Regions from separate parts of the Homo sapiens genome. Here region 1 is linked to region 2. A link is an interaction called in ENCODE POLR2A ChIA-PET data of the cell type or tissue named here. Cell type or tissue: PC-9. All regions are shown on one strand. Each heading gives the region's core, and the rest is flanking DNA. Links, peaks and the distances in the headings are about the cores only. Region 1 overlaps LOC105378250 (a long non-coding RNA gene). Region 2 holds the start of HOXC11 (homeobox C11).

The links. ChIA-PET counts read pairs that join two places held together with the same protein. Peaks named below come from ENCODE experiments on the same cell type or tissue, not always from the same donor. Only the 100,000 strongest peaks of a DNase experiment are listed, where the experiment ranks them.
Region 1: POLR2A ChIA-PET joins it to region 2 with 7 read pairs; 2 of 35 experiments call an interaction of 5 or more read pairs at or near these places.

What each region holds. Positions count from the first base shown.
Region 1 is chr12:53,896,979-53,905,307 of GRCh38, reverse strand. LOC105378250 (a long non-coding RNA gene) reads right to left here. Exons shown (of 5, transcript NR_189099.1): 5 at 6,924-8,329. Among named protein-coding and RNA genes, the nearest start is that of HOXC13, 38 kb to the left of the region's middle. In PC-9, for the core only: no CTCF peak of the experiment used is centred there; no DNase peak of the experiment used is centred there.
Region 2 is chr12:53,969,029-53,977,355 of GRCh38, reverse strand. HOXC11 (homeobox C11) reads right to left here and starts at 4,230. Exons shown (of 2, transcript NM_014212.4): 1 at 3,433-4,230; 2 at 1-2,175. The coding sequence starts at 4,114. The coding sequence ends at 1,943. HOTAIR (HOX transcript antisense RNA) reads left to right here and starts at 2,402. Exons shown (of 7, transcript NR_186241.1): 1 at 2,402-2,458. RefSeq lists enhancers at 1,930-2,079, 2,410-3,004. In PC-9, for the core only: no CTCF peak of the experiment used is centred there; no DNase peak of the experiment used is centred there; H3K4me3 peaks cover 1,930 bases; H3K27ac peaks cover 989 bases.

The DNA of each region.
Region 1 (8,329 bases), core at 184-8,183, 72 kb after region 2:
AACCACATAACTTAAAATTTATCATTTTAACTTTAAGTATATAGTACAGTAGTGTTAACTGTATGTACATTGTTGTGCTATAGATCTCTAGACCTTTTTCAATTTGCAAAGCTGAAACTCTATATGCATTGAACAAGCAATCCTTTTCGCCCTCCCCACGGCCCTTAGCAACAATTCTACTTTCTGTTTCTAAGAGTTTGGCTATTTTAGATATCTTATAAAAGTGGAATTACACAGGATTTGTCTTTTTGTGACTGGCTTATTTCACTTAACATAATATCTTCAAGGTTCATCCGTATTGTAGCATATGACAAGATTTCCTTTTTTTTTTTTTTAAGGCTGGATAATACACCACATTTTTAAGTCCATTTATCAGTTTGTGGACATTTAGGTTGGTTTTACCTCTTGATTATTGTGAGTAATACTGCAATGAACACAACTACAAATATCTCTGAGACCCTATTTTCAATTCTTTCGGATAAATACCTAAAAGTGGGATTGCTAGATCATATGGTAATTATATTTTAATTTTTATTTTTTTATTATTATTATTTTTTGAGACATAGTCTCACTCTGTCGCCCAGGCTGGAATGCAGTGGCACCATCTCGGCTCACTGCAAGCTCCACCTCCCAGGTTCACGCCATTCTCTTGCCTCAACCTCCCGAGTAGCTGGGACTACAGGTGCCCCCCCCAGGCCCGGCTAATTTTTTTTTTTTTTTTTTTTTTTTTTGGATTTTTAGTACAGACAGGGTTTCACCATGTTAGCCAGGATGGTCTCGATCTCCTGACCTCATGATCTGCCCATCTTGGCCTCCCAAAGTGCCAATTTTTTTTTTTTTTTTTTTTTTTTTTTTTTTTTTTGGGAGATGGAGTTTCCCTCTTGTCACCCAGGCTGGAGTGCAGTGGCACAATCTTAGCTCACTGCAAACTCCACCTTCCGAGTTCAAGCGATTCTCCTGCCTCAGCCTCCCGAGTAGCTGGGATTACAGGTGCCCACTACCATAACTGGCTAATTTTTTATATTTTTAATAGAGACAGGGTTTCGCCATATTGGGCAGGCTGGTCTGAAACTCCTGACCTCAGGTGATCCGCCCACCTTGGCCTCCCAAACTGCTGAAATTATAGACGTGAGCCACCACACCAGCGCTATATTTTTATTTTTTTGAGAAACCTCAATCCTGTTTTCCAAGGCAGCTGCATCATGTTACACCCTTGCCAACAGTACACAAGGGTTACAGTTCTCCACATCCTAACCAACACTTGTTATTTTTTAATTTTTAAAATAATGACTATCCTAACATGTGAGGTGGTGAACAAAACAGAAAAGAAGAGTAAACAAAACAGAAAGAAAAAAAGTTTCTGGAGTTTGAAGATGAAAACAGGAAATGCTTAAAATAAATATTTCACACAGGGAAAATTTTAGAAAACCCATACCAAGTGCTGTTAGGTATGACCCACAATTGTCCAGGATCTCCTTGTGGCTTTGATTTGCATTTCCCCAATGATTAGTGATGTAAAGCATCTCTTCATATACTTCTTGGCCACTTGTGTATCTTCTTTGAAGAAATATCTATTCAAGTCCTTTGCCCATTTTCTAATAAATTATATTTTGTGTTGTTTGTGAGTTGTAGGACTTCTTTATATATTCTGGATATTAACCCCTTATCAGACATATGGCTTGCAAATATTTTCTCCTATTCCATAGGTTGCTTTTTCACTCTGTTGATTGTTTCCTTTGCTGTGCAGAAGTTTTTAAGTTTGATGTAGTTTCAATTGCCTATTTTTGCTTCTGTTGCCTGTACTTTTATGTCATGTCCAAGAAATCATGTCAAATCTAATGTCATGCAGCTTTTCTCCTATTTTTTTGGCAAGTCTTATAGTTTTCGGTCTTATGTTTGGGTCTCTAACACAATTTGAGTTAATTTTTCTACAGGGCCTTAGGTAATGGTCCAGTTTCATTCTTTCTCATTCAGTTTTCTCAACTCCATTTGTTGAAGAGATAATCCTTTCACCTTTATGTGTCTTGGCACTTTTGTCAAAGATCATTTGACCTTTAATTTATTTATTTATTTTTTTAGCTTGACTGCTCTGGCCAGGAATTCCAGGGCTATGTTGAATAGAAGTGGCAAGAGCAGGCATCCTTGCTTTGTTCCTGCTTTTAGAGAGAAAGCTTTCAATGTTTCACTACTGAGTATAAAGTTATCTGTGTCCAGAAGTTCTTAAATATGTATTCTAGAGAAAATTTTGTAAATATATTTCTAGAGACATGTACAACAATATTTATAACAGTATCGTTTATAAAAAACAAAGACCTAAAAACAACTGGACTAACTATTGACAGGAGAATGGCCAAACAAATTGTGGTGTGTTTATTTATTTAAGTATAATACAGCAGTAAAAATGAAATAAAGCTATATCCAGCAATAGGGATGAGTATCATAACATAATGTTGAGAGAAAAAAGCAGGTTGCCACATAATTCATATATTATGACAGAACTTTTACACACAGTAAAACACATCAGAAACTAAATAATATATTGTAAAGAATCTATATGTAGCCAAAATGTAATGAAATGCGATGAATGATAAATGCAAAATCTGGAGTGGAGGTTTCCTCCAAAGGGAATGAAAAGAGATATAATCAGATAGGGACACCAAACAGGCTTCACCAATATTAACAATAATCTATCTCTTAAGCTGTGTGGTAGGACATGGGTATATGTCCTAATTATTTCATCTTATATTTAAGTTATATATATTATTTTATATGTATGAAATATCTGAAGATAATAAAAATGCTTTCACTCATTCGAAAACCATTTATCAAGTACCGACTATGTATCAGTCACTGTTACAATTGCTTGAGATATAGGAGTGAACAAAATGGAAAGAAAAAGTTTCCAGAGTTTGAAGGTGAAAACAGCAAACACTTAAAATAAATATTTCAGCCAGGGAAAATTTTGGAGAACCCATACCAAGTTCTGTTATGTATGACCCACAATTGTCCGGGATATAGCACCCAAATTGGTTATCCCAGAATGAGACAGCAATTATAGGTAACTCCCAACCGTTTATGCTGGGCAAGGGGCACAATGGTGTGGGTAATCTAAGAGCAGGACTTATATTCTCAATTAGATCAATATTACAGGAAGGAAGAAGAGACAGAGTTCACCCAAATAGTAATCTACAGTATCAGTTGATCCAAATAATAAGAAAAAAGTAAATATCATTTGTACTTGTCTTTGGGGTATATTACCCTGCCAGAGTAGCCTATTCACTTAATGTACTTTCTCTTGCATAGTTTTTAAAAAAGTATTGCTAACTTCACACCCACTGCCTGGAACTGCTCAGGAGAAAACTGCTGCTGCTTCCATCACTCACTCAATAAATGTCTCTACTACATGTCCATCACTGCCCTGGATATAGGGGATACAAAGACAAATAAAATTTGATTCCTGTCCTCAAGGAGTTTAGTTTGTAGAGTAGCAGTAAAGAATGAGAGATTTTTTTTCAAAAATCTTTAAAACAACATAAGCGTTAAAATGGAAATATAAAACATTATTCTGTGTGCTATTGGCACACAGAAGAGGGGGCATCTAACTCTTCAGAGAGCAACACATCAATGTTGACTTCTCAGAAGTGGTGCTGTTTAGGCAACATTGAAGACCAGGTAGGAATTTCTCGGGAGGAGAACGAGAAAGGCATTCCAGACAGAAGAACCGACATATGAAGAGGCTTGTGGCATCCCAGGGCATGGGACAGCAGGAAGCTCAATGTGGCAGCAGCCTAGGGTAAGCAATGCAAAGTAGGATTGATGGGCAGTTAGTGCCACGCCCAAGAGCTTGGTCTCTATTTGATCAGCAATGCAGAGCCAAAGTTTGAGCAGAGAAGTAAACCAATCAGATTCATTATTTGAAAAATAATTCAGGTGGTGGTGTTGATGTAGAAGTTGACCTGGAAAAGAAAAGACATCTGGTAGAAAGAAGTATATGGTGGCTATTGCAATAGTTCAGGGAAATGGCTATCAAAATTTGAGCCAAAGCAAGGCAAAGAGGAGACAAAGAATAAATGTATTCAAGAGATATTTCTGAAATGCAATTCAATTGGCCTGAGTGATTAATTTGATAAGGAAGACAGGGAGTTGAGGATAATTGCGAAGTTTTTAGCCTGAGAGACTGGGCGAATGGTGAGTCTGAAACTGAGAGGAGGAATGCTCTGGAAAGATGATGGGTTGAAGAATAAAAGAGAATTGAAGTTTTAGGGAAAAGAGACTCAAGGAGAACTTACTCTGGGTGAGGAAATGAGAATATGGGCCAAGGACAGGAGAAAGAAGAATATGGTGTTTGAACAGAGGTGGAGAGGTTGACCTAAAAGTAAGGCTACGTCTTTCTCTAATTAGTATAAGAGATGTGGAGGGAAGGCTGGGTGCTTATAATAAAGTTTAGGGGCCAAGGGAAGAGAAGTTAAGGGAGTTAGCATCAGATGGCTGTAATTCGGGGGGAGATGTAAGAGAAAATCTGACCTATTGAGGGTGAATAGGAGACGTGAGGTGTGAGAATACCTTAGTACATGTACTTTCTTATTTACATATATTAACAAGATTGCAATTTTAAGCCACACTTGCAATCTGCAACTGCTCATCTTAAAAACACTTTCTGTTCTCTAGATGTTTGTCTTATCTATCATCAGGTCTCTCAGAAACTCTTTCTTGCAAGTAGACCTGGAGACTCACAAAGTTGGTTGACAGCAAAACAACTCAATTTAGCAGATCAGTGTCATTTCTTCCCATTTTTATGGTTACATGCAAAATTAGAACCCCTGAGCACTGAAACATCTACAAAAGCTTCTGGCCAGTTCAGGAAATCTGCTTAATATTTAGTAAGCTGCTTACACATTTGAGCTCTATGGAATCAGTGTAAACTCTCAAAGAAACATCTAGTTCAATTCAACATTTATTGAGAACCGATGTAATAGGCACTACACTAGATGCTAGGGACTCAAGGACAAGCAAAACACAACCTTTCCCATTGGAAAGCTCACAGTCTAGGGGAGCAGCTTCCCTCTTGGTAGGTAGAAGGCAGTATGTATATATACAATGAGCTGCAGGGAAATCCGTGCTCTGTTTTTACTTTTAATGTAGCATTACTTCTTCTGTGTGTAGATGACTAATATGCAGTCAGCTTTTAAAAGTTTTAATAAATTTTGACATAAGTGTACATTTGTAAAACCATCATTACATTCAAGATAATAAATGTATCCATCATCCGCAGAAGTTTCTTTGCCATCTTCTCCTCCAGCCCTCACCCCTGCCCAGGCAACCAATGATCTGATTTCTGTCGCCGTGGAATAGCTTGCATTTTCTAGAATCATATATTATGTACTTTATTATCTGGCAACAGTCAGCTTTTTTTTTTTTTTTTTTTGAGACATGGTCTCACTCTGTCACCCAGGCTGAAGTGCAGTGGCATGGTCATTGCTTGCTGCAGCCTCGAACTCCTAGACTCAAGAGATCTTCCAGCTTCAGCCTCTCGAGTAGCTGGGACCACAGGAGCACACCACCACACCTAGCTAATTTTTATTTATATTTTGTAGGACGAGAGCTCAAACTCCTGGGCTCAAGTGATCCTCCCATCTCGGCCTCCCAAAGTGTTGTCATTACAGGTGTGAGAAACTGCACCTGGTTCAACAGTCAGCTTTTGACAAACCATAGTAATGGAAGTAAATGTGGATAATTTTCCCTTCTTTCCTTCCTTCCTTCCTTCCCTCCTCCCCTCCTTTCCTCCCTCCCTTCCTTCCTTCTTTCCTTCCGTCCTTCCCTTCCTGCTTCCCTTCCTTTTTCCCTTCCTTCCTTCATTCTCTCCCTCCTTCCTTCCTTCTTCCTTCCCTCCCTCTCTGCCTCCCTCCCTCCCTTCCTTCCCTTCCTCCTTCCCTTCCTTCCTTCTTCCCTTCCCTCCCTTCATTCCCTCCCTCCTTCTCCTTTTTCCTTCTCTTTCTTACTTTCTTTCTTTCCTTCTTTATCTTTCTTTCTTCTCTCACCCCTCACCCAGATTGGAATGTAGTGGTCATAGCTCACTGCAGCCTCAACCTTCTGGGCTCAAGTAATCTTCTTGCCTCAGCCTCCTGAGTAGCTGGGACTACAGGCGTGTGTCACCATGCTTGGCTAATTTTTAATTTTTTGTAGAGGCAGAGTCTCACTATGCTACCCAGGCTGGTCTTGAACTCCTGGCCTCAAGCAATGCTCCCACCTCAGTCTCCCAAAGTGCTGGGATTACAGGCATGAACCACCACAACCGGCTGCTAATTTCTTTTTTTTTTTTAATCCTATGATAATCCTGCACATGGCAGATAATTTCTTAAAGTGAATATTTTTTAAATCATAAGGGGAAAGATTTTTAAACTAAATTAATACTCAAGGTCATGTGAATTGATGGATAAAATTCTTCTTGAATTTGTGTGGGAAACTTAAATGCACATAGGCTGACAATGGACAAAAGCAGAATATGCCTTTGAGCATGACATAGTAGAAAATGGACAGGTTTGGGAGCCAGAGCTGCATTCAAACTTAGGCTCCACCACCCCTAGAAGAGTGATTTTGAGAGTATTAATTAACCTCTCTGAGTTTTGGTTGTTTAACATATAAAATGGGAATAATAAGATCTCTTTATTGGGTGATTGGGAGGATTCAATTGGACTTGGATATGGAAAGTGTCTCAAGCTCAAATATTAGTTTCCCTTCCCTTAACTGTGATTCTTGTTTCTATGAGTATATTACTCAGACTTGCAAATAAAGTCATTTAAAGATTACCCAATATAAACATGGCCACTTAGGCAATTCCTCAAGGATCTAGAACTAGAAATACCATTTGACCCAGCCATCCCATTACTGGGCACATACCCAAAGGATTATAAATCATGCTGTTATAAAGACACAGGTACACATACGTTTATTGTGGCACTATTCATAATAGCAAAGACTTGGAACCAACCCAAATGTCCATCAATGATAGACTGGATTAAGAAAATGTGGCACATATACACCATGGAATACTATGCAGCCATAAAAATGATGAGTTCATGTCCTTTGTAGGGACATGGATGAAGCTGGAAACCATCATTCTTGGCAAAGTATCGCAAGGACAAAAACCCAAACACGTGTGTTCTCACTCATAGGTGGGAATTGAACAACGAGAACACATGGACACAGGGTGGGGAACATCACACACCAGGGCCTGCCAGGGGGTGGGGGTGGGAGGGATAGCATTAGGAGATATACCTAATGTAAATGACAAGTTAATGGGTGCCACACACCAACATGGCACATGTATACACATGTAACAAACCTGCACGTTGTGCACATGTACCCTAGAACTTAAATTAAAAAAAAAAAAAAAGGCCACTTAGGCATTTTGAGAACATATCTAATATGTAGAGCAGGGCTAATCTATGTAATATTTTTTTACACCAGCAGGTTGACCTTCGTAATTCTGCTTTCTCCTAACTAACATGAAAAAGAATTTGGTATTAGTGCTCCTCAACTTCTCACTGATCATGGTGGGAGAAGACAGCCAAGGGGCCAGGGAGATCAAGACTTGACCAAAGAAATTACTGGGGACAATCTCCAAAGTGGGTAACCCACACAGAGAAAAGAGTCAGTAGATAAAATGGATTGAGTGCTTACTACATATCAGGCTCCATTAAGGCTTTACCTGAATAATTGCATTTAACCTTTACAACAAACCTCTAAGTTAGGCACTATTATTAGGCCCATTTTATAGGTGAGAAAATCAAGGCTTAGAGAAGTTAAGAAACTTATCCAAATTTATACTGATGGAAGTGGCAAGGAAGGATTTTAATCTCAGTCTCTAACATCAGCGCCCAAACTCTTAACCATGTCTTTTAGAGAAGCACAGAGCAATTCAGTCTCAAAGTACGTCCCTCATTTGCAAACACCCGCTTGTCTTGTGATAGGCCCCAGAGAGGTCTTCTGCTCTTACAAAGAGAGGAAGGGAAACTACTACAAAAATAGTGTCCTGAATTTTAAGATAATGATCACCCACAGTGTCTAATGGGAATCAGCTATTCTGTGATGATCTTGTCTGGGCTGTCTGGCAATGGTCACCTGTTTAGGCCTTCCCAACCCCTACCCTTCACCCCCAGCACATTGTTGATTTCCCTCACTGTTGGAACATTTCTCTTGTTGTTGAATCTCAGTTCATTCCATTGAAGTGGAGGCCCTACGATTCTGGCTAATATTCATTTCCCTCCAGGGCTATTTGTCAAGGAGGGGGTGAGTAGGGACTTAATGACATGCTTTCTTTAACAATCTT
Region 2 (8,327 bases), core at 1-8,000:
ATTGTATTGACAAAAATATTTTCTTTGAATTATACAAAGACAGAAAGAGGAGGGAAAGATGAGATGAGTTGTCCTGAACCTCTGCCCCCAAATAACGAATTTGAAACAGAGACCAACGAAGTGCCCTCACTGAAAGCACTGCAAGGGCCATGATTATCTTTATACAGAAGAAACATGCAGCAAATATAGATGGGTATGGTGACTGTCCCCGCAGGTCATCTCCATCCCCAGTGCCAACCCCTACAAAACAAACCTCTGGGGCTTTCTACTGTGGGACACCCAATGTATAAACATCAGGGTGGCCCCAGTATAGGCGTCTTGTTGTGTCTGGAAGAGCCTGGCCATTTGTGCCAGAGGGAAAGCAGCCAGGCCCCACCTTCCCACCCCCAGGAGCTGTGGAGAGGAGAGGGAGGGGGCTGGTTTCTCCTTCTGTCCCCTCCTTCCTTAAAAACAGTGTATAAAAATTCCAATACAGATTTCTCCTAGAGAAAAAAAAAAAAAAGCCCTAACCTCCACACTACACATTTAACTGCGACAGACGGAGACATCTGGCAGAAGGGCGGTGGAGCCAAAAAAATTCCTATAAATTTAAATTCGATGATGGTTACAATTAACTCCACAACAAACGTGTACTTAAACAGAAAGCCGTTGCTGGGCGTTTGGACACAGCTCGAGCTGCACGTGAGAAAGGAGAGCTTCAGAGTAGCTATGGAATGTCCTCAGCTTGAGAATGTGAGGAGACTACGGCCATACTCTTGGCCCTGCCAGCGGAGAGGAGCTCCAGGCCGGCTAGCACCGGCCTATCTCACCTCTGCCTGCCTGTCCTCACCCGCTGGGCTCTGCCTGCCTGCCTCCTCCTCCTCCGCCGCTGCCATGGGAGCATGGAGGATTTTAAGAGGAGAGGGGTTAATAAAAGGGTCAAATAAAATCATAATATTGAACAGAATGAAATTTATCTTTATTTGCCACCAAAAAAATTTCACAGCAATCCCTCTGGGAAGGGAGCAGGGTGGGGAGTGCACATGTACACACGCACTCACGCAGAGGAGTAGAGATGCGTGATTTGAATCTCACTGGGGGCGTCCCCCCCTTTCCCTCCAGGTGGAAAGAAACGCTTGGGAAATTTATTTACAAAAATCCAGGCCCCAGCACGGGGGAGGTGCCCAATCCCATCTCCCTACTGCCTCCACCACCCCAATCTTCAATTTTCTTAAAAAAAAAAAAAAAAGAGGTAACGACTGCATAGACTATAGCTATAAATCCATGAAGTGGGGCACTGCTTGGAAAAAGATGTGGAAACCTCAATGCACCGATTAAGAAATTTCAAAGGAAGGTTCTACACATTCAGGGGGAGAACAACTAGGCTCGGGCGGGGCCTTGGCGAAGACGGAGGTAGGACACGGACTTTGCACACCTAACACCAGGTTGAAGGTACAGAAATTTCACAGCAAGGCAGGATCACATTTAGCTGCAAGGTGGGGCGGGGTAGAGGGGGGAGCTCGAGAAGTTTCCGCTGGCAGACATGCTGTCTTAGCGGATCTTTTCACATGGGCAAGGGAAGGCTTTTAGTTCGAGGATTGTTCGGCTCAGGCGCTCACTACTGTCGCCCCTCCCCCACCTAATCCGAGCAGCAAGACATTGTCGCCGAGGTGTGTTTTCTTTTAAATCAAAGTCTTGGCCTCGGCGCCAACGGTGTTCACTCGCCGTGCATCAGACACTTCCCTTCACCCCCTTTCCAGGCCCGGTCCCTGTCCCACAGCGAGAGTCAGATAGAGGGTCCAGGAGGTTCCGGAATGGAGTGCCGGCCACAGCGGTGGGGGCCAGCCCTGGCCACAGTCCAGTTTTCCACCGGCGGAAAGAAGACGAGTTAGAAAATAAAAAATAAAAATAAAATAAAATAATTTTCCCCTCCCCCCGCCCCCAAAAGGGCCCGGTCTGCAGGTTACAGCAGAGGATTTCCCGAGAAATACTGCAGCCGGTCTCTGCTCAGTTTCTTTTCTTTCATCCTTCTGTTCTGAAACCAAATTTTCACTTGTCGGTCCGTCAGGTTCAGCATCCGGGACAGCTGCAGCCGCTTCTCTTTGTTGATATACACGTTGAAGAAAAACTCTCGCTCCAGTTCCCGGATCTGGAATTTCGAATAAGGGCAGCGCTTCTTGCGGGTGCGGGGGGCGTCTGGAGGGAGGGGAGGGGGCAAGTGCGAGGAGAGGGGGGAGAGAGACACGTGAGACCCGGGCGACCCCAGCCCGCTGAGCGCTCAGCGGCCCTTCTCCTAGCCCACCGCGGGCAGCCCTCCCGCCAGGCGGCTGGCTCTCCTGCAGCCGCAGCACCCGGGCAAGCCTCGACCCCCTGCCAGGTCTAGCGGGTCCCCACCCCCCCGCCACTGCGCCACCCCGTCCCCAGTTCTCAGGCGAGAGCCGCGGCTGACAGGGTCTGGGACAGAAGGAAAGCCCTCCAGGTACACGTGCGTCCCCTCGGGCCCCCTGTCTGCTCCCCCTCCGCCCTCGGGCCCTTCCTGGGCCGCCCTCCTAGTGGTTCGGAAAGCCCAACCCCTCCCCCAGAAATCTGGGGGGAAAGCTGAGAACAGGCGCGAAGCAGTGAAATCTGGCGAGAGCAGTCGGGAGGCGGGGAGGAAGCCGGCCAGCAGGCACCGAGACACCAGAGAGCCGCTTCCGGGGCCCTGGCGCCCCGGGAAGCCCGCGGGGCAGCGCCTTCCACACCGCAGTTCTAGGCAAGCACTAAGGCCGCGGACCCGGGAGAAACGCCCAGACCCCCGCCTGGAACGCAGTGGAGTCCTGCGCCGCCTCGCCCCATTCCCCTGTCGCCGCTGACCCCAGAGTTGCTTGGGTTTCTGCTCGAGGACCCGCGAACACATAGTTTGAACATTTTCAAAACTAGTTTTAAGAAGGATCATAGCGGTCCTGGCTTGCCTCTCCGGTCTCAGGTTCTGCTCCATTGCTCCTCTCCCCCACCTCTCCCCCTCTCTGGATCTCTCCCTGTCTTTCCCTCGCCCTCCCCTTTCTCCCCCTCCACCCCTCCCCTCCTCCCCACTCCTCGGCAGCCCGGCTCCCCATACTTCCTTAAATGCTCCTCTAAGTTCACGATCAAAGTTAATATCGCCCGCAATGGTTGCGCTTTTAAAAATTTCACAGACCGAGGGAGATAACGGGGGAGGGGGGTTCACCCGGCTTTTCCAAAGAGCCCTTTTCCCTCCCTCCCCACCCCTTCTCCATCGTAAAAAGTCGAGTCGTTGGGAGAGAGGGCTTTGTAGGTTATAATAAAATCCTTTGAATGCTTATAAAACTCCACATAAAATCGGACTGACCCAAAACACGAGGCCGTCCCCGCTCCCCTTGCCTCCCCCCTTCTCTCGCCCTCCCTCTCTCGCTCCCTCCCTCGCTGCCCGCCCGTTCCCCGGCCGCTGCTACCTACTGGGGGCGGCTCCTTTGGCCGGCTCCTTGGCCACGGAGTGGGCTGAACCGGACGAGCTGGGATTTGTGTTCTCCTCCTCAGCCTCCGCCTCGGCACCCGCCTCAGCCCGGGACGCCAGTCCCGAGGCCGGGGGTGCCTCGGGCTCCCCCTTGGCCTCGCCCTTGCCGGAGCAGGGGGGCTCGGCGGGCGGGTCGCCGCCACCGCAGTAGGCGTTGTCGAAGAAACGGTCGAAGGCTTGAGGCAGGACGCTGTTCTTGTTGACTGAGGAGTAGAAGCCGGCGGGGGTTGCGTGCGGGGCGCTGGGGTGGTGGTGGCCGCCGTAGGAGCCTTCGTTTTTCATGAGGATCTCGGTGACGGTGGAAGGAGGCAGGCACTCCCGGTGCATAAGCTCGTCGGCCGCCGCATAGCAGGAGGAGTAGCTGTTCCGATGGTGCCACTTGCCGGATGGCTCCAGGCCGTAGGAGACCTCCCGGACCGGGGGCACTTGGGCCGAGTAGGGATAGGAGATCTGACGAGAGGGGGCCTGGGGCAGGAAGGAGGAGACCGTGGAGAACTCGGGCATGTAGTAAGTGCAACTGGGCAGATAGAGGTTGGAGGCGCAGCTCCCTCGCTCGCCGAAATCTGCGCCCCTCTCCTTGCGCGACGGAGAGCAGAAGTTGCCCAGGTTGACCGAGTTAAACATCGTTCTCCTCTCCTGCCGGCTCCGGATGGAGGTTTTGGACCCGGTCTAGCGAGGGGGGAAAATTTGGGAAGGCGAGATGACGCGTTATCCGTCTTAGTCTCTCTCTCTCTGAGCACGTGATCCAAAGTAGATATTGTCATATATCAGTTCGGAGCACTTCGCAGACGTAGGAGGGGTTCTCTCTTAGGTAAGATCGGGGACGTTCAGGCGATTGGTTTGCAAACACCGCAGAAACATTATGAAAATCAATTGCAGATTTGTATTCGTTTTTCTCTCGTCACTCCCCTTCTCTCCATACCACAGCACGAGCAAAGGAGGAGAGAGAGGGTTGGGGTGGGGTGGGCGGTGGGATGGGCGAGGGTGGTGGCTGGGAAGGGGTAATTGTATTTTTTTCTAGCTGCTGCTCTTTTTTCCCCCAGGATTGGGGGAAGGAGGAGGGCTCTCATGTATGGGGGTCTTGCCTCCTCTCTGTGAGCAGCACCAGGAGGGTGGGAGTGAGGACTTCTTTCCCCACTGCCTGATTTCCCCAGAGAAGTGAATCCTTTCCCTTAAATCTCAGGGACTCTTACCCTTCCAACCCGCAGAGACACCGCCTGTTCACAAGAGTTTGAAGAAGTCCACTCTTTTCCTGGCCAGAGCTGGGTGTCAAGACTACCTTTCTGGAGTCCTTAGAGAGACTCCCGGAAGAGTATCTGAAGTTTCCCAAAGGTGAGGCAGCCCAGCTGCAAGCCAGTGTCCCAACTTTGTCTGGCTTGCTGTGCTGCCCCTGGCTAGGGAGTCAGATTAGTCATAAACGAGTGGTGAGCAGTGCGCCAGCCGCCCAGCCGGTGCCTGGCGAAGTCTGGGAAAAACCTTCTCTAATGTTGTGTTAAATATTTAGTATGAGAGAGTGGCCCTGGGTGAATATTTCATGCCTGCCTTTATTGTCAATCAATGTGAAGAAAGCTACATCCACTGTGGATTTTCAAATCCCAAACCCCAAAGAAAAGGATTGGAATGAGAGCCATGTATCTTCTATGTCAGGGCCCTTTGGCTTAGTGGCTCAGCCTCAGCTAGTGCGCTGAAAAGAAGCCTAGTGTAGGGGTCCAGGAAGAATATGGTGGGGGGGACTAGGTTTGGGGTTCTTATCCTTGGATGATTTTGAGGACTGTAAGGTGGGTGGTGGGGCCAGGTATGGGTCTCCAGAAGAGACTAACCAGACAGTGGAAAGGAGCGGTGGATGCTGTGGCATCAGGGGAGGCCCAGCGGCCACTCCCTAGTCAAAGCCCCCAGCCTCTGTCCCTGGGGCTGTGACCAGATCTTAGTGCCTCCTTCCTATTTCTCAGCCCTGTCCTGCCCTCCTACAAGTCTGTCAGCCTCCTGGATAGCTGTAGCCCAAGAAGTAGGCTCAGTCATTCTGCATCCCCAACCCCTTGCCTTCCATCCCTCTGAGCACCACAGGACACATGTGGGCATCTGAAAATCACTTTATTGAAAGGTTCTGGACTGGGTCCAAGGGGCCAAAAGCAACCAGCATGAGCTGAAAGCAACCTTGGATCCAAAGAGGAGCTGCCAGGGCACAATTTGTTTGGGAAGGAGGGGAAGAACCGAAGCCCCCAAGGGCTCAGCCCAATGCACACTCAGGGGAAAACAAAAAATAGCCCGAACTCTCTTTACATCCATAACCCTCAGTTAAAATTAGTTTCCACTTAAAGAAATTAGAATGGATTTGTCTTGATGAAACATGATAAGGTGCTGCGGCTCCCAAACCAGATAAGGAGGACACAAAAAATTGTAGCTTGTCTCCATATGTAACCCCTAAAATCCATTCCTCCTCAATGCTCCTGCCTCCTCAAACTTGCTCAGCATTTAAGTGACACCTGAGTGGAGTCTGCCTCCACCATGGGTCCCATTCTCAGGGTGGTTCTGGAATACTCAGGGATAGGTCTCAGGTGCCCCTCTACGCACTCAATGCTGGGCGCTACTCCTTTAGTTCTGGTCAGATCTTAAACTGAAGCAAAGAAGAACTAGATTGGGGCTTTGCTGAAGTGTGAGACTTCTGTTGGTAAGGGGCCATGAAAAGAAAAATCTGCTGTGTTTCCTTTTTCCTCTAGCCCTTTTTATAGAGTGAGATGGGGCCAGCATTTTTAATTATAGTGGTGGGGAACTATGGACTATGGCTTTTAATGGGGTTCACACTGACCTCATTAAACTCGAGTTTATTGAAGGCAAAATGCTGCCCAAACAGTGATAGGAACCAGCAAGAGGGAAGCGAGAGGTACCCCTATCCTTGCAGAGGTGTGGATGAGGGCTCGAGTCTCAGATCCCGCTTTCTCCACTTCCACCCAAGGCTCTGCTTCCTTCCCCCTCCTGGCCCTCCAGGGTGATGTGGGGCCCAATCCCCCAAGGCAGATTCAGCAAAGCCAGGACTGAGATGGGGGTAGGGGCTGTATCCTGTGAGGAGACAGCTGCTGGACTGAGCACTTGAATTTGACCACCAAAGTTTATTCCTGGGCCACCATAAAAGTGAGCCAGGCGGCAACAAGGAGCTGCTGGCGGCCCTATTTCCTTGAAACAAAAAAGAAATGCAAGAAAGAATGTCAAAGAGTTGATGTCTAGGAAACGCTGGGGTCTCCCAACAGAGACTTCTGGAAAGTAATATTCCTCCCCTTAAAAGTAAGGCATAAAGTTTAAAATGTTCTCTAGTGTTGATATGGCTTAGTTTTTCAACAAATCAAAAAACCTCTAGCAACTGTCAGTTGCTGCTACGGTCAAGGAAAGAAGGCCCTGGCCACTGAGGTCAGCTAGACATTTACTGGCAAAAATGCCCATGGTCTGGAGTAGCCTCCCTGCCCAGCCCTGGGTCCAGGCTACCTGGACGCTTCAGCTGAGATGTTTGCCCTAGGCTGCACCCTCTCAGCCTGTGGATTCTGGCCACAGCATCAATACCTCCCTGTACAGGAGCCATCCCTGGCCCCCAATCCCTTCCTTGTCAAGCCCGCTCCAGGTGGCTTATTTGTATCTTATCTGGTGGGTGCCTGTGACCCCTCCATCTGCTTTGAGTCCTGGCCTTCACCTGAAATTCTCTGCAGCAGGGCCATCCGGCCCTCCCCACTGGCTCTTGGTGTCCTCAGTCAGCGCCATCAGCCAGCCTGGCTGCTAGCAGGCGGCTGCGGTCTGGGCAGCTGTCCAGGTAGCTGGACCAAAGTTAAGGCAGACTCCAGCACCCTTCCCTCCAACACACGGACAACAGGGGCAGCTTAAGAAGGGGACAGTGTCTCCTAAATTCTACCCTGGGCGGCTCCCAGAGCAAACTCCCGCACACAGCGTTGGGGCCTCCTGTTAGCTTGTCTACCTCCTCCACTGCTCTGGGTTCTAGAGAGCAGATCGTGGTAGGGAAAGGAGCCCATCCCACAGACCATGAACTGGGGAGGAAAATGCTGAAAGAAGAAATGGGGCCCACATATGCTCCAGTGGGCTTGGATTGTAAATTCAGCCTGTGTGGAGTCAATAAAAAGATAAGCGGAGAGAGTCCCACACATGGACGCTCTCGTTTGTTCACAGGCTGGGCCAGCAAGGAGACTTCATTAGAAATTGGCTTTCACCTTCTTGCCTATATTTCTCTCCCTTACAGTAATATCACTGCCTGCAATAATCCCTTTAGTATGCTTTGGGATTTTCAGGTCAGTGGTTTATCTTGCACCCGGGACACCCCAGCCCCAGCCAGGGAACAAGAAGCGGGTGGGACTGCTAGTTCCTGGCTTCCACCTCTTCTCAGACTTGGCCATTGCCCCAAGCCTGAGTCCCCAAGTCAGGCCACCTAAGCTGGTGGACGCTGCTCAGAGGTTCCTGGGACCTATGGAGGAGGTAGTGGGGAGGGAGAAGGACAGCTCCTTTGCCCCCACAGGCCCCACCCAGCTTCCTCTGTGGAGAGATTGTCCCAGGATGCTAGCAACCCGACCCTATTTCTTCCCATAAAAGCCCTATTTTACGAGCCGGTTTCACTGGCCCCCTCACCAAATGCTCCAAAATGAAGGAAATGTCTTAAAAGCAGGCTGGAAATGGAGCCGCTGCTATTGGGCTTCAGTTTCCTAAGCCAGTTGTAGTGGCACAGAAAATACCTTTTCTGGGTGGGATTGCCCTGTTGGGCCACCCAGATCTCCCGCCTCACCACAGAGCAGAGGCGGGTTGGCCGGAGCCCTGATTCTCTGGCTTTAGCTCCTACATTAAGGCT